Linked DNA regions of Homo sapiens: region 2 is linked to region 1. Evidence: chromatin loops called from intact Hi-C (ENCODE). Cell type or tissue: HepG2. All regions are shown on one strand. Each heading gives the region's core, and the rest is flanking DNA. Links, peaks and the distances in the headings are about the cores only.

Region 1 (11,972 bases), core at 3,633-11,632:
CAGTGGTGATTCTCCCACCTCAGCCTCCTGAGTAGCTGGGACTACAGATGCACACCACCACACCCAGCTAATTTTTGTGTTTTTGGTTTTTTTTTTCTGAGACAGAGTTTCACTCTTGTTGTCCAGGCTGGAGTGCAGTGGCACGATCTGGGCTCACTGCAACCTCCACCTCCTGGGTTCAAGCAATTCTCCTGCCTCAGCCTCCCGAGTAGCTGGGATTACAGGCATGCACCACCATGCCTGGCTAATTTTGTATTTTTAGTAGAGGTGGGGTTTCTCCATGTTGGTCAGGCTGGTCTTGAACTCCTAACCTCAGGTGATCCACCCGTCTTGGCCTCCCAAAGTGCTGGGATTACTTTACCTTAAACAAATATCCAGAATTCAGAAATAGTAAGATCTGAATCAAAACAATCAAGCGGAGGGTGTGGAGCTTGGTGGGGCTTTTGGGGGTAAACAAGATTGTCCATGTGCTGAAATGCATAGTTAAGGCTGAGATGGAAATCATTGGTTTCTCTCCTTTTGTATCTATTTGAAAATTTCCAAAACGAAAGATATAACTCCTCCTAACCCCCTTGAATAGGACCATTTCTCACTCCCTCCATTGCCTATCACCCTGGTTCAAGCCACCATCATCTCAGACCTAGCTTATTATTATTATTTGGCATTGCTGTTGCATTTGAGATGGAGTCTTGCTCTGTTGCCCAGGCTGGAGTGTGGTGGTACTATCTTGGCTCACTGCAACCTCTGCCTCCGAGGTTCAAGCAATTCTCTTCCCTCAGCCTCCCAAGTAGCTGAGATTACAGGTGTACACCACCATGCCTGGCTAATTTTTATATTTTTAGTAGAGATGGGGTTTCACCATGTTGGCCAGGCTGGTCTCGAACTCCTGACCTCAAGCGGTCTGCCCGCCTCCATCTCCCAAAGTGCTGGGATTATAGGCATGAGCCACCGCTACCCCTAGATTATTATGGGGACCTTTCCACTGGTCTCCTGGATTCTACCCTAACCCTCCTGTGATGATTAATTTTGACTGGGCCATGGGATGCCCAGGTGTTTGGTTCAACATTATTCTGGGTCTTTTTGTCAGGCTGTTTTTAGACAAGATTGACATTTAAATCAGGAGACTGAGGAAAGCAGGTTGCCCTCTCTAATGTGGGCGGGCCTCATCCTGTCAGTTGCAGGCGTTGAACAGAAAGGCTGACTCCGAGGGAGTTCTTCCTGCCAGATTCCCTTCTGACAGGCATAAAGGTCTTTTCTGCCTTTGGAGTTGAACTGAAACATTATTCTTCACAGGGCTTGAGCCTGACAGCCTTCAGAGGAGAACTACCCCATCGGCTCTCCTGGTTCTCAGACCTTCTGAATCAGGCTGGAACAAAACCATCAAGTCTCCTCGGTCTCCAGAACTCACCCTGCAGATCTAGGGACTTGCCAGACTCCATAATCACATGAGCCAAGTCCTTATACTACATCTCTTTATATAGCAGGTTGGTGCAGAAGTAATTGCAGTTTTTGCCATTAAAAGTACAAGCAGCCAGGCGCGGTGGCTCACGCCTGTAATCCCAGCACTTTGGGAGGCCGAGGCCGGTAGATCACCTGAGGTCAGGAATTCGAGACCAGGCTGACCAAGAGTAACCCCGTCTCTACTAAAAATACAAAAAAAATTAGCCGGGCGTTGGTGGTGGGCATCTGTAATCCCAGATACTCAGGACGCTGAGGCAGGGGAATTGCTTGAACCTGGGAGGTGGAGGTTGCAATGAGCTGAGATCGCACTATTGCACTCCAGCCTGTGCGACTAGACCAAGACTCCATCTCAAAACAAACAAACAAAAAAACACAAAAAACAAAAGTACAAGCAAAAAGATCCTATTGGTTCTGTTTCTCTGGACAATGCTTCCTAAAATCTACTATTTTGAAAAACCCTTTATTTTGAAAAATGTTGAACATACAACAAAGTTTAAAGAATAGACAATGAACACCTGTGTACCTTTCGTCTAGATTTGCCAATTGATAACATTTTGCCACATTTGACTTTGCTCTCTCTTCCTCTGTGTGTGTACACACACACATTTATTCCCAAACCATTTCAAAGTAAGCTACAGGCTGGGTGAGGTAGCTCATGGCTATAATCCCAGCAGTCTGGGAGGCCAAGATAGGAGAATCTCTTGAGCCCAGGGGTTTGAGACCAGCCTGGGCAATGTAGGGAGAGCCCATCTCTAAAAATAATTTTAAAAAATTAGCCAGGTGCGGTGGCACATGCCTGTAGTCCCAGCTACTCAGGAGGTGGAGGCAGGAGGAACACCTGAGCCCAGGAGGTCAAGGCCGCGGTGAGCTATGATCATGCCACCACACTCTGGCATGGATGACAGAGAACGTCATTTCTGTCCGGGCACAGTGGCTCATGCCTGTAATCTCAGCACTTTGGGAGGCCAAGGTGAACAGATCACTTGAGGTCAGAAATTTGAGACCAGCCTGGCCAACATGGTAAAACCTCGTCTCTACTAAAAATACAAAAATCAGTGGCGCGTGCCTATAGTTCCAGTTACTTGGGAGGCTGAGGCAAGATAATCACTTGAACCTGGGAGGCAGAGGATGCAGTGAGCTGAGATCAGGCCACTGCACTCCAGCCTGGGCAACACAGCAAGACTCCGTCATAAAAAAAAAAATCAAAATAACTTCCAGACTTCATGACACTTCACCTGTAAATACTTCAGCCCGTGTCTCCTAAAAACAGACATTTTCATACATAGCTATGATACATTGGTAGTATAATACCTTGTCAGCTGGGGGTGGTGGCTCACGCCTGTAGTCCCAGAATTTTGGGAGGCCAAAGCAGGCGGATCACTTGAGGTTGGTATCCGAGACCAGTCTGGCCAACATGGAGAAACCCTGTCTCTACTAAAAATACAAAAATTAGCTGGGCATGGTGGTGCATGCCTGTAATCCCAGCTACTCAGGAGGCTGAGGCAGGAGAATCACTTGAGCCTGGGAGGTGGAGGTAGCAGTGAGTCAAGATTGCGCCACTGCACTCCAGCCTAGGTGACAGAGGGAGACTCTGTCTCCAAAAAAAAAAAAAAAAAAAAAAAATCTATCTATCTATATATATAGTCATACCCAGGGAATTTAATATTGATGCAATAATATCCAATATATAGTCTATATAAAAATGTCTTAAATTATTCCCTAAACATCCCTTATAGCCTTTAAAAAAAAAATCCAGTATCGTTGGCCAGGTGCGGTGGCTCACGCCTGTAATCCCAGCACTTTGGGAGGCCGAGGCGGGTGGATCACCTGAGGTCAGGAGTTCATAGACCAGCCTGGCCAACATGGCGAAACCCTGTCTCTACTAAAAATACAAAAAATTAGCTGGGCGCTGTGGTGGGCGCCTGTAATCCCAGCTACTTGGGAGGCTGAGGCAGGAGAATTGCTTGAACCTGGAAAGTGGAGGTTGCAGTGAGCCGATATCGCGCCACTGCACTCCAGCCTGGGCAACAGAGCAAGACTCCATCTAAGAAATAAATAAATAAATAAATAAAATAAAATAATTTTAAAAATCCAGCATCAAGTCAAGGGTCACATGATCCATTTAGTTGTCACATCTCTTTAATCTTCTTTATTCCAGAACAATCTCTCAATCATTTTGGTCTTTCATGGCCTTGGCATTTTTGAAACATTCAGGCCAGCTGTCTTGTATGGAATCTGTTCTCCACATAGCAACCAGAGGAATTCTTGTAAAACCAAGTCAGATCACGTCACTCCTCTGCTCAAAATCCTCAGCAGGTGCCCGACTCGCCAGAGCAGGAGCCAAAGTCCTTCCCAAGTCCTGCATGTGTTCACACCACACTCTCCTCCTGGCCTCCACTCCTCCTCCTTCCCTCCTGCTCACTTACAGGCCTCCCTGCTGCTCCTGAGCACATCAGGCAAGCTCCTGTCTTAGGATTCTGTTCTCTAGGAGAATGCTCTTTCCAGGAAATCTGCTTAGTTCAATCTCTCACCTCCTTTAAGGTTTCACTCACATGCCACCTTCTCAATGAGGCCCAGCCTGTTTCGTTTTTTTTTTTTCACAGGGTCTCACTCTGGCCCAGGCTGGAGTGCAGTGGTGCCATCTCAGCTCTTTGCAGCCTCTGCCTCCTGGGCTTAAGTGATACTCCCACCTCAGCCTCCCAAGTAGTTGGGATTACAGATGTGCACCACCACATGTGGCTAATTTTTGTATTTTTAGTAGAGACAGGGTTTTGCCGTGTTGCCCAGGCTGGTCTCGAACTCCTGACCTCAAGTGATTTGCCTGCCTCCGCCTCCCAAACTACTGGAGTTACAGGCGTGAGCCACCACACCCAGACAATTAGTGCCTTTATAGGAAGAGGAAGACAGAGGGAGGGAGGGAAAGAGACTAGGGGGTGGGGGGCAGATCACCTGAGGTCAGGTGTTCGAGACCAGCCTGGCCAACATGGCCAAATTCTGTCTCTACTAAAAATACAAAAATTAGCCGGGTGTGGTGACACGTGCCTGTAATCCCAGCATTTTGGGAGGCTGAGGCAGGTGGATTGCTTGAGTCCAGGACTTCATGACCAGCCTGACCAACATGGTGAAACCCTATCTCTACTAAAAATACAAAAATTAGGCAGGCATAGTGGCACATACCTGTAATCCTGGCTACTTGGGAGGCTGAGGCAGTGAGCCAAGACCATGCCACTGCACTCTAGCCTGGGCAACAGAGCGAGACTCTGTCTCAAAAATAAATAAATACATAAAAAGAGAGAGAGAGAGGGCTCAATCTTGCTGTCACCACAGCAGCATGGGGGGAAAGTCTTGTAAGAACACAGAGAGAAGGGCAAGTCAGGAGGAGAGGCTTCTTGAATTTTCTGGCACCTCGATCTTGGATGTCCTGTCTCTAGAACTGTAAGTTTTAGTTGTTTAAGCTTCTCATCCTAAGGTGCCTTGTTATGGCAGCCTGAGCTGCGACATTCACTGTTACTCATTATCAGTGGCTGCTGGGAGCCCATCCAAGCTGGCTCCTGTGGCCTTTGAGTTTTCCTCATTATTCTTTCAACTTCCCTTGCTTTCTGGCACAAAATAGCTCTGGCTCATCTTGTACTCTCTATGACCCAGCCCTGGAATCAGGCCCTTGACCAAAGAGCCTTGGTTCCTTTTTGTGAAACATGGTGTTTCAAAGCCAAGCCCTGGCTGCTGGGTGAGCTCATTGCTGTTGGCATATCACTGCGCCCAGGCTGGTGGACACGCACATTTATAACTATATTTATTTCTAGATCTACCCGTATATTTTGAAATCCATGAGTTCACACTGATTCTTACAATTCTAATTCAGCGCCACAGGGTCCACTCTGGTTCTCTCCCTTTCCATATTTGTAATTCTCTCCATCAATAGTGAGAAAGCGGCCAGGCACGGTGGCTCACACCTGTAATCTCAGCACTTTGGGAGGCTGAGGCAGGCGGATCATGGGGTCAGGAGATCGAGACCATCCTGGCTAACACAGTGAAAACCTGTCTCTACTAAAAATGCAAAAAATTAGCCGGCATGGTGGCACATGCCTGTAGTCCCAGTTACTCAGGAGGCTGAGGCAGGAGAATTGCTTCAACCCAGGAGGCAGAGGTTGCAGTGAGCCAAGATGGAGGCATTGCACTCCAGCTTGGGTGACAAAGCAAGACTCCATCTAAAAAAAAAAAAAAGTGAGAAAGCTGCCTTCCACTGTCCTTAATCTACCTACTTTTTTTTTTTTTTTTTTTGAGATGGAGTCTCACTCTTGTTGCCCAGGCTGGAGTGCAGTGGTGTGCTCTCAGCTCACTGCAACCTCCACCTCCTGGGCTCAAGGGATTCTCCTGCCTCAGCCTCCAAGTAGCTGGGATTACAAGTGTGCACCACCACGCCCAGCTAATTTTTTTTTTTTTTTTTTTTTGAGACAGAGTCTTGCTCTGTCACCCAGGCTGGAGTGCAGTGGCAGGATTTCGGCTCACTGCAAGCTCTGCTTCCTTGGTTCACGCCATTCTCCTGCCTCAGCCTCCTGAGTAGCTGGGACTACAGGCGCCTGCCACCACGCCAGGCTAATTTTTTTTTGTATTTTTAGTAGAGATGGGGTTTCACCATGTTGGCCAGGCTGCTTTCGAACTCCTGACCTCAAGTGATCCACTTGCCTCGGCTTCCCAGAGTGCTGGGATTATAGACTGTGAGCCACCGCACCTGACCTACTTACTTGTTTGATCAACCCCCTCTGTGTACCCAGTGTTCCACTGCCACTCCCTTCCACACACAGAACCCTCTTCACTCCATCCTTGACCTAATGCCCCCTGCCAGGATGCCCCAAATCATGTGCATGGCCTATTCGCTCTACTCAAGCTCTGATGCCTCACACAAACCTTCACCAATTTGGATGCCTCCTTACTCTGGTGAGGTCCCAATGGCCCACGCCAGGCTGCCCCTCCTTGGGCTTGGTCTCTGACACTTCAAAACAACCCAACCCCATGTGTGGATTCTGTCCTCTCTCCACACAGGTTCTGACCTCTCACCCCAGGCCTTGCCCTGTGTGGACACTCTTCAGCCTGCTTAGATTCCAGTGCCTCACACCAGGTCACCCCTCCACACAGATGCTTGTCTTGCTCTGTCCCACTTAATGGTTTTAGAACTGGTTTAGGGAAGGGGGTGAACATGAGGAAGAGGGACCAGGCTCTACTCTTTTTTCTTTTTTGAGATGGAGTCTCGCTCTGTTGCCCAGGCTGGAGTGCAATGGCACAATCTCAGCCCACCACAACTGCCACCTCCCAGGATCAAGCGATTCTCCTGCTTCAGCCTCCGGAGGAGCTGGGATTACAGGCGCCCACCACCGCGCCCAGCTAATGTTTGTATTTTTAGTAGAGACGGGGTTTCACCATGTTGGTCAGGCTGGTCTCGAACTCCTGACCTCAGGTGATCCAACCTCCCCTCTGCCTCCCAGAGTGCTGGGATTACAGGTGTGAGCCACTGCGCCAGGCCTCTACTCTTATTTTTTTTTTTTTGAGACAGAGTATTGCTCTGTCCCCCAGGCTGAAGTGCAGTAGTATGATCTTGGCTCACTGCAACCTCTGCCTCCCAGGTTCAAGAGATTCTCCTGCTTCATCCTCCCGAGTAGCTGGGACTACAGGTGTGTGCCACCATGCTGACTAATTTTTGTATTTTTTTTTTTCTAGAGACAGGGTTTTGCCATGTTGTACAGGCTGGTCTTGAACTCCTGGGTTCAAGTGACCCACCCACCTCGGCCTCCCAAAGTGCTGGAATTACAAGCAGGAACCACTGCACACAACCAGGCTCTACTCTTTATTGTTACAAAGAACTTATCACATTATATGAGCCTGCTAGGACTGTCATTAGGCAGGTGAGGCCTTTGGGAGGCAATTAGGTCATGAGGGTGGAGCCCTTATATATGGGATTAGTGCCCTTATTAAGGGACTGTGCCTGGCATGGTTGTTCTCGCCTGTAATCCCAGCACTTTGGGAGGCCAAGACAGGTGGATCTTTTGAGGTCAGGAGTTAGAGACCAGCCTGGCCAACTTGGAGAAACCCTGTCTCTACTAAAAATAGAAAAATTAGCCAGGCATGTTGATGCGTGTCTGTAATCCCAGCTACTCAGGAGGCTGAGGCAGGAGAACTGCTTGAACCCGGGAGGCGGAGGTTGCAGTGAGCTGAGATCTCACCACTGCACTCCAGCCTGGGCGACAGAGTGAGACCCTGTCTCAAAAAGAAAAAAAAAAAAGGAATGCAGAGAACTTCCTTGTCCCTTCCACCATGCAAGAACACAGCAAGAAAACTCAATCTGTGAGCAAGAATGTGCGCCCTCACCAGACACCCAATCTGCAGGTGCCTTGATCTTGGACTTCCCAGCCTCCAGAACTGTGACATATCAATTCCTGTTGTTTACAAGCCACCCAGTCTGTTTCGTTACAACAGCCCAAACGGACTAAGCCTTCAACATGGGAATCTGGGGGGACACGATTCGTCTATAGCAGCTTCCCACCAGGCTTTCCAAACTGTGTGTTTCCTGTTTATCATATACCCTCCCACCCACTGCACGTCAGCTTCTCACTGCAGGGATCGTGTCTCTGTGGCATCCCAAGTTCCTGGAGGGGCTGCTGGAGGCCCTTGTACATATGTGCAGAGGAAACGCTTGCGTCTGAGGAAGCTCCTGTGGGGCGCCTCACTCCCACTCTCCCCACTCCTCAGACCTTGGGCATGGAAAGTCGGAATCCCTGGGACCAGGTACAAACAGTTTATTTTTCTATAAAGAGCAAAGTACAAAGAGGCAGGGAGGGGAGCTGGGCCCAGGGGAGCAGCCCTGGGCAGGCCCCAAGGCCTTGGCTATGGTGAGGACGACCTGGCAGCTGCCCCAGGAGTAAATGGGCCTCTGGCGTGCAGTGGAGAAAGAGCAGGAGTGGCGAGGAGGAAGCCCACGCCTGCTGCCAGGAGTCATACAAAGCCAGGCTTCATGGATGAGCGGCGGCAGTTGGGACAGCTCCGGGTCCCGTTGTTCTGCAGGCACCTGGGGAGGCAAAGGGCCCTGTCCACTCCCCTGAGGCCTGTCCTTCCCTCCGGGCCCTCTCTTCCTTCCTTGCCTGCCCTCTGCAGGGGCTGGGATGCATCCTGGTGGCTGTTCAGCAGCAGTGGAAGGGAAGGGAACGGTCCCCCCAGGCTCCCACTGCACCCGGCTTGCCCCTCTCCTCCTCTGCCCCAGGGACCTCCAGGGCAGAGCAGGGGCTGGGAGTTGAGAGGATGGGATGGAACCAGACCCACGGCAGGTCTGGCCCTGGACGTCCGACCTAATGACCTTTGAGGGGCCTCTCTGACTCCTCTTTGGGGATTATGAAAAGAATGGCCACAGATCTCAGCTCACTGCAGCCTCTGCCTCCCGGGTTCAAGTGATTCTCCTGCCTCAGCCTCCCGAGTAGTTGGGATTACAGGCTCCCACCACCATGCCTGGGTAATTTTTGTATTTTTAGTAGAGACGGGGTTTCACCATGTTGGCCAAGATGATCTTGAACCCCGGGGCTCAAGTGATCAGCCCGCCTCGGCCTCCCAAAGTGCTTGCGAGACAGACGTGAGGCACCACGCCTGGCCAAGGTTAAGTGTTTGCTATTAGTATTATTGCTGTGATTAAGCCAGCTGGGCCCTAGAGTGCCCCGAAGAGATCCTGCCCACCCCTGTCCACCCCCCCAGGAGCCCCCACCTGAGGTGGAAGATGTGGGAGCAAGGTAGGGCCTGCAGCCGGCTGTTCTTCTCGCCTATGGACTCGCCGCACAGGCCGCAGTAGAGCTCCGTCTCCTCCACGCACTCGTGGAACCTCACAACGTGCGCCCGCAGTTCCCGCTGCAGCCCTTTGCTGCGGTAAATGCTCTCGCTCAGACAGTGCAGCTTGAGCTGGCTCAGCTGGGGCCCGCAGGAGTGGAGAGCGCCAGTGGGGGATGAGAACAAAGTCAGTGCAGGTAGGCTCCGGTCTCAGCCACTTCCCTGTCTTGCTGATGGACCTTGGAAAAATGTCCTGCCCTCTCTGGGACCTTGCTTCCTTTCATGCAGAATGAGGCGGTGGGTGAGATCAGAAGACTTCACCCCCCAGAACTGCCTGGAGACCCCATGTTTTTGACAGATTTTATGACCAAACCTGGTGCACAGACTCCATAATAATTTGCGGCAGGGCGCCGTGGCTCATGCCTGTAATCCCAGCACTTGGGGAGGCCGAGGCAGGTGGATCACCTGAGGCCAGGAGTTCGAGACCAGCCTGGCCAACATGGCGAAACCCCATCTCTACTAAAAATACAAAAATTAGCCGGGGGTGGTGGTGAGTGCCTGTAATCCCTGCTACTCAGGAGACTGAGGCAGGAGAATCGCTTGAACCCAGGAGGCGGAGGTTGCAGTAAGCCGAAATCGCACCACTGCACTCCAGCCTGGGCTCTAATAGTGAAACTCCGTCTCAAAAAAAAATAATAATTAATCTGCTTTCCTGTTTTTATTAATTAAATATACACACAATAGCTCATCAGCATTTCTGATCAGCCTGATACCCAGGTAAACCAGAGTGGCTATAATCCAACCAAATTTTGGCATTTTGGTTGGACTGTGCACAGGATCTCGTAGAAATGCACATCTGGAAGGCTTTGAGAAGTGGTGAACCTGTTTTCAAGATTTTAAGGTTTTAATAAGATTATGACGATTTTTTTTTTTTTTTTTTTAGATGGAGTCTTGCTCTGTCACCCAGGCTGGAGTACAGTGGCACAATCTTGGTTCATGGCAACCTCCACCTCCCGGGTTCAAGTGATTCTCCTGCCTCAGCCTCCCAAGCAGCTGGGATTACAGGCGTGCACTACCACACCTGGCTAATTTTTGTATTTTTAGTAGAGACAGAGTTTCACCATGTTGGTCAGGCTGATCTCAGGTGATCTGCCCACCTCGGCCTCCCAAAATGCAGGTGTGAGCCACCGCACCCGGCCTTGGTTTTGGTTTTTAGGCCATGCTAATCTTCTCTGTATTGTTCCAATTTCAGAATATGGGCTGCCAAAGCAAGCACTAGATACCATTATTAAATTTGGAACATGGGCTTTGTAGTTAAAACAGACAAGTTAGTAGGTGTGGGACCTTGGACGCCTCTTTGAGCCTCACTTTTCCTCATCTGTAAAATGGGGCTTGCTGTACTCACCTCACAGGGAGAGAGTGAGGACTGGACCCAGTACCCATAAGGACCCTGTGTGTGCTCAGTGCTCAGGGAGTGGAGGCCACTGTTAGTTTTTGTTTGTTTTGAGATAAGGTCTCACTCTGTTACCCAGGCTGGAGTGCAGTGGAGCAATCACAGCTCACTGCAGCCTTGACCTCCTGGGCTCAAGCTATCCTCCCACCTCAGCCTCCCAAGTAGTTGGGACCTCAGGTGTGTGCCACAACAGCTGGCTAATTTTAAAACATTTTTTGTAGAGGCCGGGCCTGGTGGCTCATGCCTGTAATCCCAGCACTTTGGGAGGCCGAGGCAGGTGGATCACCTGAGGTCAGGAGTTTCAGACAAGCCTGGCCAACGCAGTGAATCCCCATCTCTATAAAAAATACAAAAATTAGCCCAGTGTGGTGGCGGGTGCCTATAATCCCAGCTACTCAGGAGGCTGAAGCAGGAGAATCACTTCAACCTGGGAGGCAGAGGTTGCAGTAAGCTGGGATCGCGCTATTGCACTCCAGCCTGGGAGACAAGAGCAAAACTCAATCTCAAAAATGTTTTTTTCTTTTCTTTTCTTTTCTTTTTTAGAGCATGGGTCTCATTATGTAGCCCAGGCTGCTCTCGAACTTCTGGGCTCAAGTGATCCTCCTACCTCGGCCTCCCAAAATTCTAGGATTATAGATGTGAGCCACCATGTCCAGCCCACTGTTAGGGGTTTTAATCAACATCAGGAAGCTTCTGAGGAATTCTGCTATCCTCCAAGCTATGAAACTTCTGCCCTGCCCTCAGAAGTGCTGTGTGTGTGGCAGAGAAAGAGCCAGAGTATGGGGTTGGCTGCAGGCAGCTCCCAGCATCAGGAAGGGCTCATGACGTGAGTAGGCTCAGGAAGGCCCTTCCCCAGACCCAAGTTCCCCACTTGGGCCCTTGACCCCAGATCCAGGACACAGAATCAAGTCTGACCTTGTTCCCCACCTCCTCGGCCAGATCCTGGGCTCTCTCGATGGCATCCAGAGCCTGGAAGGTGAGCATAGGCCAGGGCTGCGGGCAGAGCTGTCTGACAGGCCTTGCTCACAGGGAAGCACAGGGTAGGGGGGCAGGCCTAGGGAGGGTGACATGGCAGCTGCCTTGTGTGTGAAGGCAGCAGGAAGAGACTAGGGCACAGTCATAGGGGCTGTGTGGGCAAGTGACCTCCTGCCTCAGTTTACCCAGGGTTCCAGCCCTTTACTAGCTGTGGGTCCTAGGGCAAGTGATGGGCCTTCTCTGAGCCTGGAAAATGACCAGGAATGTCCTGGCCTCGTAG
Region 2 (11,972 bases), core at 2,251-10,250, 720 kb before region 1:
AATATAATTTTCATTTTATTTATTTTTTGAGATGGATTTTTTGTTTGAGATGGAGTCTTGCTCTATCGCCCAGGCTAAAGTGCAGTGGCACTGCCTCAGTTCACTGCGACCTCTGCCTCCTGGGTTCAAGCAATTCTCCTGCCTCAGCCTCCTGAGTAGCTGAGATTACAGGTACCTGCCACCACGCCCGGCTAATTTTTGTATTTTTAGTAGAGACGAGGTTTTACCATGTTGACCAGCCTGGTCTCGAACTCCTGACCTCAGGTGATCCACCCACCTTGGCCTCCCAAAGTGCTGGGATTACAGGGGTGAGCCACCATGCCCAGACTGTTTTTTGTGTTCTTAGTAGACACAGGGTTTCACCATGGTTGGCCAGGCTGGTTTTGAACTTCTGTCCTCAAGTGATCCACTCACCTCAGCCTCCCAAAGTGTTAGGATTACAGGCATGAGCCACCATGCCTAGTCTATTTATTTATTTATTATTATTTTTGAGACCGCCTCACTCTGTCACCCAGGATGGAGTGCAGTGGCGTGATCTTGGCTCACTGCAACCTCTGCCTCCCGGGTTCAAGGGATTCTTGTGCCTCAGCCTCCCAAGTAGGTGTGACTACAGGCATGCACCACCATGCCCAGCTAATTTTTTGTATTTTAGTAGAGACGGGGTTTCACCATGTTGCCCAGGATGGTCTTGAACTCCTGAGCTCAGGTGATCTGCCCACCTTGGCCTCCCAAATTGCTGGGATTATAGGCGTGAGCCACTGCGCCTGACCACATATAATTTTTATTAATTATAATGTTGAAAGTCCCTTTATTCCACACCTCTCCTCTCATTCACTCCTGATAGGTCATTTTTAATGATTTGATGTATATACTGAATTTGGATGCTTCTTGCTACAGGGCAAAGACGCTAATAAGATTTTGCTGGAGCCTTTTCACAGATGCAAGTCAATCCAGGCAGTGTCTATAGCTGCTGAACCCAAAATCAGAAAGCGAGGGCTATCAAAGCTCTTCTGTCCTGATTTGCAACTTTAGTAGTGCAAGAAAAAAAATCTTAGAATAAAAAATGGGTACCGTTCAGAGACCTTTAGAGATTGCAAGGCATCACAGATGATAAAAAGCTCCATCTCTAGACGTGTTCAGGAGTGGGTTGGGGCTTTGACCTTGACTAGCTGCATCAACTTGGACAAGTCACTTCGCTTCCCTGTGCCTCAGTTTCCTCATCCATAAAATGGGGATAAGTATAGTACCTACCTCATAAGTCCTGCCTACCTGGCACATGGTGAGCAATTACTAAATTGTAGGCCTAGTCCCTATAATCCCAGCACTTTTGGAGAACAAGGTAGGGGAATCGCTTGAAGCCAGGAGTTCCAGACCAGCCTGGCCAACATAGTGAGACTGTGTTTCTATAAAATAAAAAAAAAAAATACCCAAGCTTGGTGGTGCAGGCCTGTAGTCCCGGCTACTTGGGAGTCTGAGTCAGGAGGATTGCTTGAGCCCAGGAGTTCAAGGTTGTAGTAAGCTATGATTGCACCACTGCACTCCAGCCTGGCGACAGAGCATGACCCTGTCTCTAAAAATATAAAATTAGGCCAGGCACAGTGGTTCATGCCTGTAATTCCAACATTTTGGGAGGCCAAGGCAGGTGGATCACTGTGAGCTCAGCAGTTCGAGACCAGCCTGGGCAACAAGGCAAAATCCTGTCTCTACTAAAATTACAAAAATTAGCCAGGAGAGGTGGTACACGCCTGTAATCCCAGTTACTGGGGAAGCTGAAGCAGGAGAATTGCTTGAACCCGGGAGGCGAAGGTTGCAGTGAGCCAAGATCGTGCCATTGCACTGCAGCCTAGGAGACAGAGCGAGACTCGATCTCAATAAATAAATAAATTAATTAATTAATAAAAAAATAAGTTGGGCATGGTGGCACCTGCCTGTAGTCCAAGCTACTCAGGAGGCTGAGGTGGGAGGATCACTTGAGCCAGGAGTTCTAGGCTGCAGTGAGCTATTATCACGCCACCATACTCCAGCCTGCTGTATGTACTCCAGCCTGGGCAACAGAGTGACACCCTGTCTCAAAGTAAAGTAAAATAAAAATTAAAAAACAAATTACTAAATTGTACTTAACAGTATTGTCATCAGTCTTCCTAAATAGGAGGACAGGCAAAATTAAGGGACTTAACATGTGCCCTCAGGTATAGTAGTTTGGGGCAGGCCAGCATCACCCGCACAGTAGTTCTGTACTGTAGGTGCGTGTTCTCTGGGTCAACTTTATGGCCCAGTGAGGCCGTACTCTACCAGAATGTCAGGGGACAAGGGTTGGGAGAGGCAAAAGTGCTGGTCTGAAGCAGGAGTCTGGGTTTCCATCCTAGCTCTACCACCAATTCTGTATGACCGTGCCCCCTCCATTTCCTCCATGACCACATAGAGACATGGGGCAGTTGGATGAAATCAATGATTCCCAGTCTTGGCTCTATCATGGAACCATTTGCTAACTTCTTTTTTTCTCTTATGGATCCCATATTTTTAAAGATTTTTACTAAATAGAAATTGACTTATACTTTTCCAAGCTGGAGTGTGGTGGCATGATTTCAGCTCACTGCAACCTCCGCCTCCCGGGTTCAAGTGATTCTCCTGCCTCAGCCTCCTGAGTAGCTGGGATTATAGGTGCTCACCAGGCCCGGCTAATTTTTTTGTATTTTTAGTAGAGACAGAATTTCACCATGTTGGCCAGGCTGATTTCAAACTCCTGACCTCAAGTGATCTGCTCACCTCAGCCTCCCAAAGTGCTGGGATTACAGGCGTGAGTCACTATGCCCAGCCGCTTACTCACATTTTCTAGTCAAAATAGAAAACTGCTTAAGTCACTGTCTGCAGAAGAGCAAAAAAAAAAAAAGAAATAAAAAATTGAAAACTGCTGATCAGATTGAGAAAAACATAAGATTATTCACCACCTAAAGAGAAAAAATTTCAGTCGAAAGGGAAAAAAATTCATTTTTGTCTTAATAAGGCAAATTCACAATTTTTGAGGTTTTAACAAAATATATGCAGAAAGACAAGGCCACCCCGTAGAACGTGCACACAGCCCTAGGCTTGGAAATGGCTGGATTTAATAATATCTGGTCTTTCTTTGAGCCCTGAAATTCTCTAACACTATGTCTTGGAACATAATTTTACTGTTTTCAGTGGTTATAGAGATTTGCTTTACAATTTAGCATTGGTCTTTACCCATGATTTTGTTTGACGCCAACTTGTTGGGCAGGAATGCACCCCCTGCCCCCCGCTTTGTTATGGCCTTGCTCCTATAGGGCAAGAATATCTGCTTTAAGGCCGGGTGTGGTGGCTCAGGCCTGTAATCCCAGCACTTTGAGGGGCCAAGGCGGGCAGATCACCTGAGGTCAGGAGTTTGAGACCAGCCTGGCCAGTATGGTGAAATCCTGTCTCTACTAAAAATAACAAAAATTAGCTGGGTGTGGTGGCACACACCTGTAATCCCAGCTATTTGGGAGGCCGAAACAAGAGAACCACTTGAACCCAGGAGGCGGAGGTTGCGGTGAGCCGAGATTATGCCACTGCACTCCAGCCTGGGAAACAGAGCAAGATTCCGTCTCACACACAAAAAATATATATATGTCTGCTTTAAGTATGCAGGCCGTGTTTGTGCTGAACGGCAGGAATGCCAAACTTGGCTGCATGGTACCAACTAGGGACCTCAGAGTTCCAAGGAGAACAAACAGTTGGTTCCTGGAGGCTGGGGGCTTGTATCAGACCCTGAAGACTAAGCATGTGCTGGGTCCATTGTTGTCCTGCACCCATGGTAGTGCACTAAACACCTAACCTATATTTAAGTGTTTTTGTTTGTCCAAAAAATGTCTTTTTTTTTTGGGAGTCAAGAGTCTTGCTCTGTTGCCCAGGCTGGAGTGCAGTGACACGATCTCAGCTCACTGCAGCCTCCGCCTCCCGGGTTCAAGCTATTCTCCTGTCTCAGCCTCCCAAATAGCTGAGACTATAGGCACGCACATCCATGCCCAGCTAATTTTTTTATTTTTAGTAGAGACGAGGTGTCTCCATGGTGGCCAGGTTGGTCTTGAACTCCTGTCCTCAAGTGATCCACCTGCCTCGGCCTCCCAAAGTGGTGGGATTGCAGGCATGAGACACCGCGCCCGGCCTGCCTTGTCCCTTCTTAAAATGAGTTGTCCATTTGTAAGCTGCTGATTTCTTTGGGACATTGTCTCCGTAAACTTTTCATAAAGCATCAGTGATTTCACCATTCTTCCACCCAAGCTTCACCGTAAATTTGTTGTTTGTTCTTGCTTCAATTTCAGCAGAATTCATTTAGCTCTGATAAGGGCTCGCTTCAAACTGATGTCTTATCCTTCTTAGTGCCTCAAACTACATCCTGTTCACTCATGTTATAGCAAGTTAGTGTGAGTTTATTTTGGTGCACAAAAATTTTTTTAAATCCATGCAGTCTTTTTTCATAATACGCATTTTCCATGAACTTTTCGAAGACCCCTTGTAGATGTCTGTTGTTTAAACCACCCAGTTTACAGTAATTTTTTTTTTTTTTTGAGATGAAGTCTTGCTCTGTCGCCCAGGCTGGAGTGCATTGGCACACTCTCGGCTCACTGCAACCTCTGCCTCCTGGGTTCAAGCAATTTTTCTGTCTCAGTCTCCCGAGTAGCTGGGATTACAGGTGTGTGCCACCATGCCTAGCTAATTTATGTGTTTTTAGTAGAGACGGGGTTTCACTATGTTGGCCAGGCTGGTCTCGAACTCCTCACCTTGTGATCGGCCCGCCTCGGCCTCCCAAAGTATTGGGATTACAGGCGTGAGCCACTGCACCTGGCCTACAGTAATTTTATAGCAGCCCAGGCTAAGATAGCCATTTCTGGGTATAAGAATGTCATATACTGAACAGGCCTGCAACTGTGAGTAAAAGTCTGCAAAGAGGCCGGGCAGTGGCTCATACCTGTAATCCCAGCACTTTGGGGGGCCGAGGCAGGTGGATCACCTGAGGTCAGCAGTTCGAGACCAGCCTGACCAACATGGTGAAACCCCATCTCTACTAAAAATACAAAATTAGCTGGGCGTGGTAGTGCATGCTTGTAATCCCTAGCATGCACTTGGGAGCTACTTGGGAGGCTGAGGCAGGAGAATCACTTGTACTCAGGAGGCCGAGGTTGCAGTGAGCTGAGATCACGCCACTGCACTCCTTTCTGGGTGACAGAGTGAGACTCCATCTCAAAAAAACAAAACAAAACAAAACAAAAACAAACAAAAAAACCCAACAGGTAGGTAGCAGTGGTTCACGCCTGTAATCCCCACTTTGGGAGGCTAAAGTGGGCAGATCACCTGAGGTCAGGAGTTCACGTCCAGCCTGGGCAACATGGTGAAACTCTGTCTCTACAAAAATACAAAAATTAGCCAGGCATGATGGCGGGTGCCTGTAGTTCCAGCTATTCGGGAGGCTGAGGCAGGAGAATCGCTTGAACCTAGGAGGTAGAGGTTGCAGTGAGCCGAGTTCACGCTATTGCACTCCAGCCTCCATCTCAAAAACAAAACAACAAAAACCCAAAATATATATTATAATTTTATTTTATTTATTCAATTTTATTTTATTTTATTTTATTTTTCTAGGAACAGGTCTCATTCAGGCCAGGCATGGTGGCTCACGCCTGTAATCCCAGCACTTGGGAGGCCGAGGTGGAGGTGGGCGGATCACCTGAGGTCAGGAGTTCGAGACCATCCTGGTCAATGTGGCGAAACCCCATCTCTACTAAAAATACAAAAATTAGCCAGGTGTGGTGGCACACGCCTGTAATTCCAGCTACTTGGGATACTGAGTCAGGAGAATCACTTGAACAGGGAGATGGAAATTGCAGTGAGCCGAGATTGTTCCACTGCACTCCAGCCTGGGTGACAGGGCGAGACTCCGTCTCAAAAAAAAAAAAAAAAAAGAAAGAAAGAAAGAAAGAAAGAAACAGGATCTTACTCTGTTACCCAGGCTGGAGTACAGTGGTGCAATCATAGCTCACTGCAGCCTGGAACTCCTGGGCTCAAGTGATCCTCCTGCCTCAGCCTCCTCAGTAGCTCAGACTGCAGGCATGCACCACCATTCCCAGCTAATTTTTAATTTTTTTTTGGTAGAGATGAGGGTCTTGCTATGTTGCCCAGGCTGGTCTCAAACTCCTGGCCTCAAGCGATCCTGCCATGTCGGCCTCCCAAAGTGTTGGGATTACAAGTGTGAGCCACTATGCCTGGCCTAAAAATATATATATGAAAATATATAAGAAATGGGCCTCCCAGGAATTAAGGTGTTTGCGGGAGTCCTGGTCCCCAGTTTTTCTGCCAACACTCCCTGTTCCCACACATGACCTGGTCCAGACCCCAAACAGCCAGGCCCAAAGGACAGGTGAGGCGAGGCGAGAACTTGTGCCTCCCCGTGTTCCTGCTCTTTGTCCCTCTGTCCTACTTAGACTAATATTTGCCTTGGGTACTGCAAACAGGAAATGGGGGAGGGACAGGAGTAGGGCGGAGGGTAGGGTAGGACCAGAAGCCTCTCTAGGCCTGCCATGGGGCAGGCAGCCAGGGAGAAGGAGGGCCCCTCAGTGGAGACCCAGGGATTTCAGTAGCCCCTGTTCCGGGACAGGCGCAGGTCCTGGGAGGTGACAGAAGATAGACTAAAGGCCCAAGAGTCCCTGGACCTGACTCCTCCCAGGCAGCTGCCACACACAAACACACCTCCAGGCACCCTGGACAGGAAGGAGGAGAAATGGGCCCCTCCTCCAGTGGCTGAGAAGCTGGGGCAAATGTTGGCTGTTCCTATCCCTGGTGCATCCCATGGCGAGGGGCAACTTCCATCAGGCCACACCTTTTATCTTTGTCTCTATTTTTGATATCTGTGTATTATGATTATACAAACCCCCACATTGGCCTATATGTGCAGATCTGATTAAGAACTTACGATATTCCATGGACATTCCATTCCTAATCTCCTTTAGTCCTCACAACAAAGTATTATTCCCATTGTATAGATGAGGAAACTGAGGCACACAGAGATGACAAGCAACCACCGCTATATGTTAGGATTCGAAGGAGCTCCAGGAAAGTCTCATAGCCCCACTGGCCAGAATGGGCTAAATCTCAGAGGGGGAGGGTGGGAGATGGGGGTGACAGTGACCTTTTTTGTGACTCCTCCTAGACCATCCATCCCTGCTCCCAGGAGGACCTGTCCTCCCAGATGGTGGAGATGGACAGGAGGACTATCTACCCACCCGTCCCCACGGCCCTGACCCTCTGACCTCACCCTCTCCGCTGATTTCTTCATGTTAGTTCAACATTAACCCAGAGGGGTCAGGACAGACAATTCCTCAGTGACCCAGGAGCTGACACACTATGGCGCACGTCCGAGGCTTGCAGCTGCCTGGCTGCCTGGCCCTGGCTGCCCTGTGTAGCCTTGTGCACAGCCAGCATGGTAAGGGAGTGCTTGCAGGCTGGAACAGGCTGGAGGACTGGGGTGTGGGCCCATGGGCTGGGGTCTCCTGGCTGGACAGAGCACACAGAGCTGGCCCCTAAGTAGGTCTCAGCCCCAGGCGGCCAGCTTAGGGAAGAAGTCAGGAGCTCAGGGCTGGAAAGAGAATGGCTGCTTCTCTCTTCCAATATAGGGAGCAGGCTGGGGGCAAGGGGCAGTGTAGGAGGGGCACAGGGGGCCACATTTAGCAGCCTTCCAGGCACTTCCACCAGCCCAGACAGCCTCTCTCAGAAGCCAGCAGGGGAGGGTGGGCTTGCTTCATGCCCCCAGAATGGCCAAGACTGCCTGTTCCTGAGGCCGCTGTCCCATGACCCCCCCACCGCCTTACAGTGTTCCTGGCTCCTCAGCAAGCACGGTCGCTGCTCCAGCGGGTCCGGCGAGCCAACACCTTCTTGGAGGAGGTGCGCAAGGGCAACCTGGAGCGAGAGTGCGTGGAGGAGACGTGCAGCTACGAGGAGGCCTTCGAGGCTCTGGAGTCCTCCACGGCTACGGTGAGCCTGGGCTGCTCGGACGGTGCCGGGGCCTCAGACCGGGCCCAACTCTAGACACTTCCACAGAGAAGCAAGCGAGGAACGCCACAGCCCCTTCGCTGCTCACAGCCTCATTTCAACTCTGAGCCCCTCCTCACAGGGCTGGCAAGAGGAGCGGCCTCAGCCTTTCCTGGGGGTCTCTGTGCCTGGACTGTGTCCCTGTGCAGCTCCATGACATGGGGAGGCCTCCACAGTCTTCAGACATCCACCTGCCCTGGAGCTCTGTGTCCACATGGCCTCCTCAGCGGCAGACTCCCACACCACCCTTGAGGGGTGGGACTCTGGGGAGGCCACCACAAGCCCCCGGGCTCAAGACTCAGTGTTCCTGGAGCTCTGTGTCGCCTTTCCTGTCTGTAGGGCTCTGCCAGGGTCCCACTGCCCCCTCTCCTCCCATCTCCCCCAGCCTCTTTCAGTCTCGGTGTGTGTGTTGGAGGAACTCCCCTATCCTCAAATATTCTTCTCCTTTTGGAAACAAAAGTAGGAAACTCTGCCACAAACCTCCCCAGAGCCTGCCCCCTGCGTGACCAGGGTAAAGGAAAGTGTGAGGAGGAGACATAACATTTACTAAAACAACACAAAACAGGAGCTGCCGTAGCCTCACTCCCAGCCCTTGTTTTTCAGGATGTGTTCTGGGCCAAGTACACAGGTGAGCACCGGGAAGGATTTGCCCCAGGAAGGGAGGCCTGGGGACCCCAGTGAGAGAATTCTACCCAGAGAATCTTCTGCTGCACCTAGCCATCCACCCATCCACCCCTTCCCCACTCCTTCCTTGGTCCCTCCCATCTGTTCATCCATCTTTCTGTTTCTCACCAACATCCCATCCACCCTGACTCCAGCTCATCCTGGCCATACCCCAATCCCAAAGGTAAACACCTGGGTCTTTTCCAGCTTGTGAGACAGCGAGGACGCCTCGAGATAAGCTTGCTGCATGTCTGGAAGGTGAGCAACTGACACGGGTTTGGGGAGCAGGACATGGAGGGGAGCCTGGGAGAAGAGCTCAGGGGTGGGTTTGGAGTGTGGCTGGTGGAGGCCGAGGCAGTCCCCAGCATCTGACATTGCTCCCATTCCTGGGGTCAAGATGTCTCTTTGTACCTGGCTCTGTGTCTGGCATGCGAACGAATGAATGAATGAATGGACTAATGAATTAATGTTTTTTTTTTTGAGACAGAGTCTCGCTCTGTTGCCCAGGCTGGAGTGCAGTGGCACGATCTTGGCTCACTGTAAACTCCGCCTCCCGGGTTCAAGCAATTCTCTGCCTCAACCTCCCAAGTAGCTGGGATTACAGGTGCTCGCCACCACGCCTGGCTAATTTTTGTATTTTTAGTAGAGACGGGGTTTCACCATGTTGGCCAGGCTGGTCTTGAACTCCTGACCTCGTGATCCACCCACCTCGGCCTCAAAGTGCTGGGATTATAGAAGTGAGCCACCGCGCCTGGCCATGAATTCATGTTTAAGGCTTCATTCTCCTTTGCCTGACCCGAGTCTCTGCCCCCACCTAGTCAGAGCTTTGATGATGTCACATTCCCCTTCTAGCTTTAGGTGTCACTGAACCAAACAGGAACCCAAACCCCCAGCTGCTCTGACACCAAGGACTTCCCTAAGCATGCCAAGGTGTTTCTAGCACCTGGCCTTGCATATGTTGTCAATTTCCTCTGGAGCGACCATCACATCTACTGAACACTTTCCTATCCTTCAAGGACTGCTTCAAATGTCACCACTTTTGCTGAGACTTCAGGGAGCACCCTCCCTCCTGCACTGTGTTCTGAAGGCACCTTTAGCACGACAAAAATGGAACTCTTTGTTTATTTATAAGAGACAGGGTCTCCCTTTTTTGCCCAGGCTGATCTTGAACTCCTGGGCTCAGGCAATTCTCCCATCTCAGTCTCCCAAAGGAGTAGGATTATAAGTGTGAGCCACCATGCCTGGCTGCCATACTTTCATTTTTTTTTTTTTTTTTTTGAGGTGGAGTCTCACTCTGTCGCCTAGGCTGGAGTGCAGCAGCGCGATCTCGGCTCGCTGCAACCTCCGCCTAGCGGATTCAAGTGATTCTCCTGCCTTAGCCTCCTGAGTAGCTGGGATTACAGGCACACACTACCATGCCCAGCTAATTTTTTGTATTTTTTAGTAGAGACGGGGTTTCACCATGTTGGCCAGGCTGGTCACAAACTCCTGACCTCAGGTGATCCACCAGCCTCAGCCTCCCAGAGTGCTGGGATTACAGGTGTAATCCACTGCGCCCAGCCTCATTTGTTAAATTACGTACTCAACAGACATTTTACAAAGTTCCTGCTACGTGCCAGGCACTATATCAGGTGCTGGGGATTTTAAGAGAATCAAATACAGTCTCTGCCTTCAAGGAATTCAAAATCTCAAAAGAGAACAAAAATACAAAATATTAAAATGATTGCGGCCGGGTGTGGTGGCTCAAGCCTGTAATCCTAGCACTTTGGGAGCTGAGGTGGGCGCCCAGGCCAGGGGTTTGAGACCATCCTGGCCAACATAGTGAAACCCCCAACCTCTACTAAAAATACAAAAATTAGCTGGGGTGTGGTGGCACGCGCCTGTAATCCTAGCTACTAGGGAGGCTGATGGGGGAGAATTTCTTGAATCTGGGAGGCAGAGGTTGCAGTGAGCTGAGATCATGCCACTGCACTTCAGTCTCGGCAACAGAACAAGACTCATCTCAAAATACATAAATAAAAATAAATAATTCAATAAAGTGATTGCAAGAAAAGTTCTGTTCAAGGCACCAAGAGACCACAGGAAAATGAGTGTCTGGTTTGCCAGAAAAATGAGAGATGGCTTCCCAGGAGAGGCAGAGTTCTGCCTGGCCTGGTGGGATGCATGGATGAACAAACAAGTGGGCATTCCAGTCAGAAGAAACAATCCGTGGAAAGACCCAGAGGCATGAGAAGCTGAGCTAGCAGGGACAGGTAGACCAGGGCCAGTTGAAAAGGACCTTCATCACTTTTTCATCCTGCTGGCCAAGAGAAGCCACAGAATGGAAGCTCCATGAGGGCAGGGCTGTGACTGTCCTATTGGTTGATGTGTACTGAGCACCCGACAGTGCCTGTCATATGGTAGGCACTTAGCGAATATTTGGAGGCCACTGTTGAGTGAATGGGAGAACTGCTGGTTGCAGAGGAAGAGGGGCTGGGTGAATGCAGGTTCAGGATTGTGGACCTGCATGAGCTGGGAGGTGGGGGATAGACAACTTTGCAGGGAGAGAGGAAATAAGTCCCCAGGCTCCAAGGCTGACCGGGGTGGGGTCTCCGCAGGTAACTGTGCTGAGGGTCTGGGTACGAACTACCGAGGGCATGTGAACATCACCCGGTCAGGCATTGAGTGCCAGCTATGGAGGAGTCGCTACCCACATAAGCCTGAGTGAGTGAGGGGCCGGCCTTCCCACCATGGGCTGAGAACAGGGAGCAAGCGTACCTCAAGCCCAACAGCCTCCTGTTGGGCAATTTCCTGTTCCAGAATCAACTCCACTACCCATCCTGGGGCCGACCTACAGGAGAATTTCTGCCGCAACCCCGACAGCAGCACCACGGGACCCTGGTGCTACACTACAGACCCCACCGTGAGGAGGCAGGAATGCAGCATCCCTGTCTGTGGTAAGCTGGGGGCAGTGGGGCGGCCCATGGCCAAGGCCCGGGGGCTTCATGGGGCCTGGCAGCCTGGGATGGGAACCAAGAATACTGGCTACCCAGGCACAGTGGCTCATGCCCGTAATCCCAGCACTTTGGGAGGCTGAGGCAGGCAGATCACCTGAGGTCAGGGGTTTGAGACCAGCTGGGCCAACATGGCAAAACCCCGTCTCTACTAAAAATACAAAAATTGCCAGGCGTGGTGGTGGGCGCCTGTAATCCCAACTACTCTGGAGGCTGAGGCACGAGAATCGCTTGAACCCG

What was found. A loop is a pair of places that touch in the nucleus more often than their neighbours do. Peaks named below come from ENCODE experiments on the same cell type or tissue, not always from the same donor. Only the 100,000 strongest peaks of a DNase experiment are listed, where the experiment ranks them.
Region 2: it touches region 1 in a loop (12-fold over the local background); 4 of 110 quality-filtered maps call a loop at or near these places.

The regions. Positions count from the first base shown.
Region 1 is chr11:47,429,527-47,441,498 of GRCh38, forward strand. It overlaps RAPSN (receptor associated protein of the synapse), which reads right to left. Exons shown (of 8, transcript NM_005055.5): 6 at 11,633-11,686; 7 at 9,206-9,405; 8 at 8,238-8,521. The coding sequence ends at 8,449. It overlaps LOC124902673 (a long non-coding RNA gene), which reads left to right and starts at 8,098. Exons shown (of 2, transcript XR_007062669.1): 1 at 8,098-8,241. It also overlaps the pseudogene LOC124902820. In HepG2, for the core only: a CTCF peak has its summit at 8,624 (motif pointing left); DNase peaks (open chromatin) are centred at 3,782, 6,265, 8,415 and 10,735; H3K4me3 peaks cover 1,733 bases.
Region 2 is chr11:46,711,844-46,723,815 of GRCh38, forward strand. F2 (coagulation factor II, thrombin) reads left to right here and starts at 7,370. Exons shown (of 14, transcript NM_000506.5): 1 at 7,370-7,471; 2 at 7,859-8,019; 3 at 8,680-8,704; 4 at 8,947-8,997; 5 at 11,337-11,442; 6 at 11,539-11,675. The coding sequence starts at 7,393. In HepG2, for the core only: no CTCF peak of the experiment used is centred there; DNase peaks (open chromatin) are centred at 6,558 and 7,308; H3K4me3 peaks cover 2,011 bases.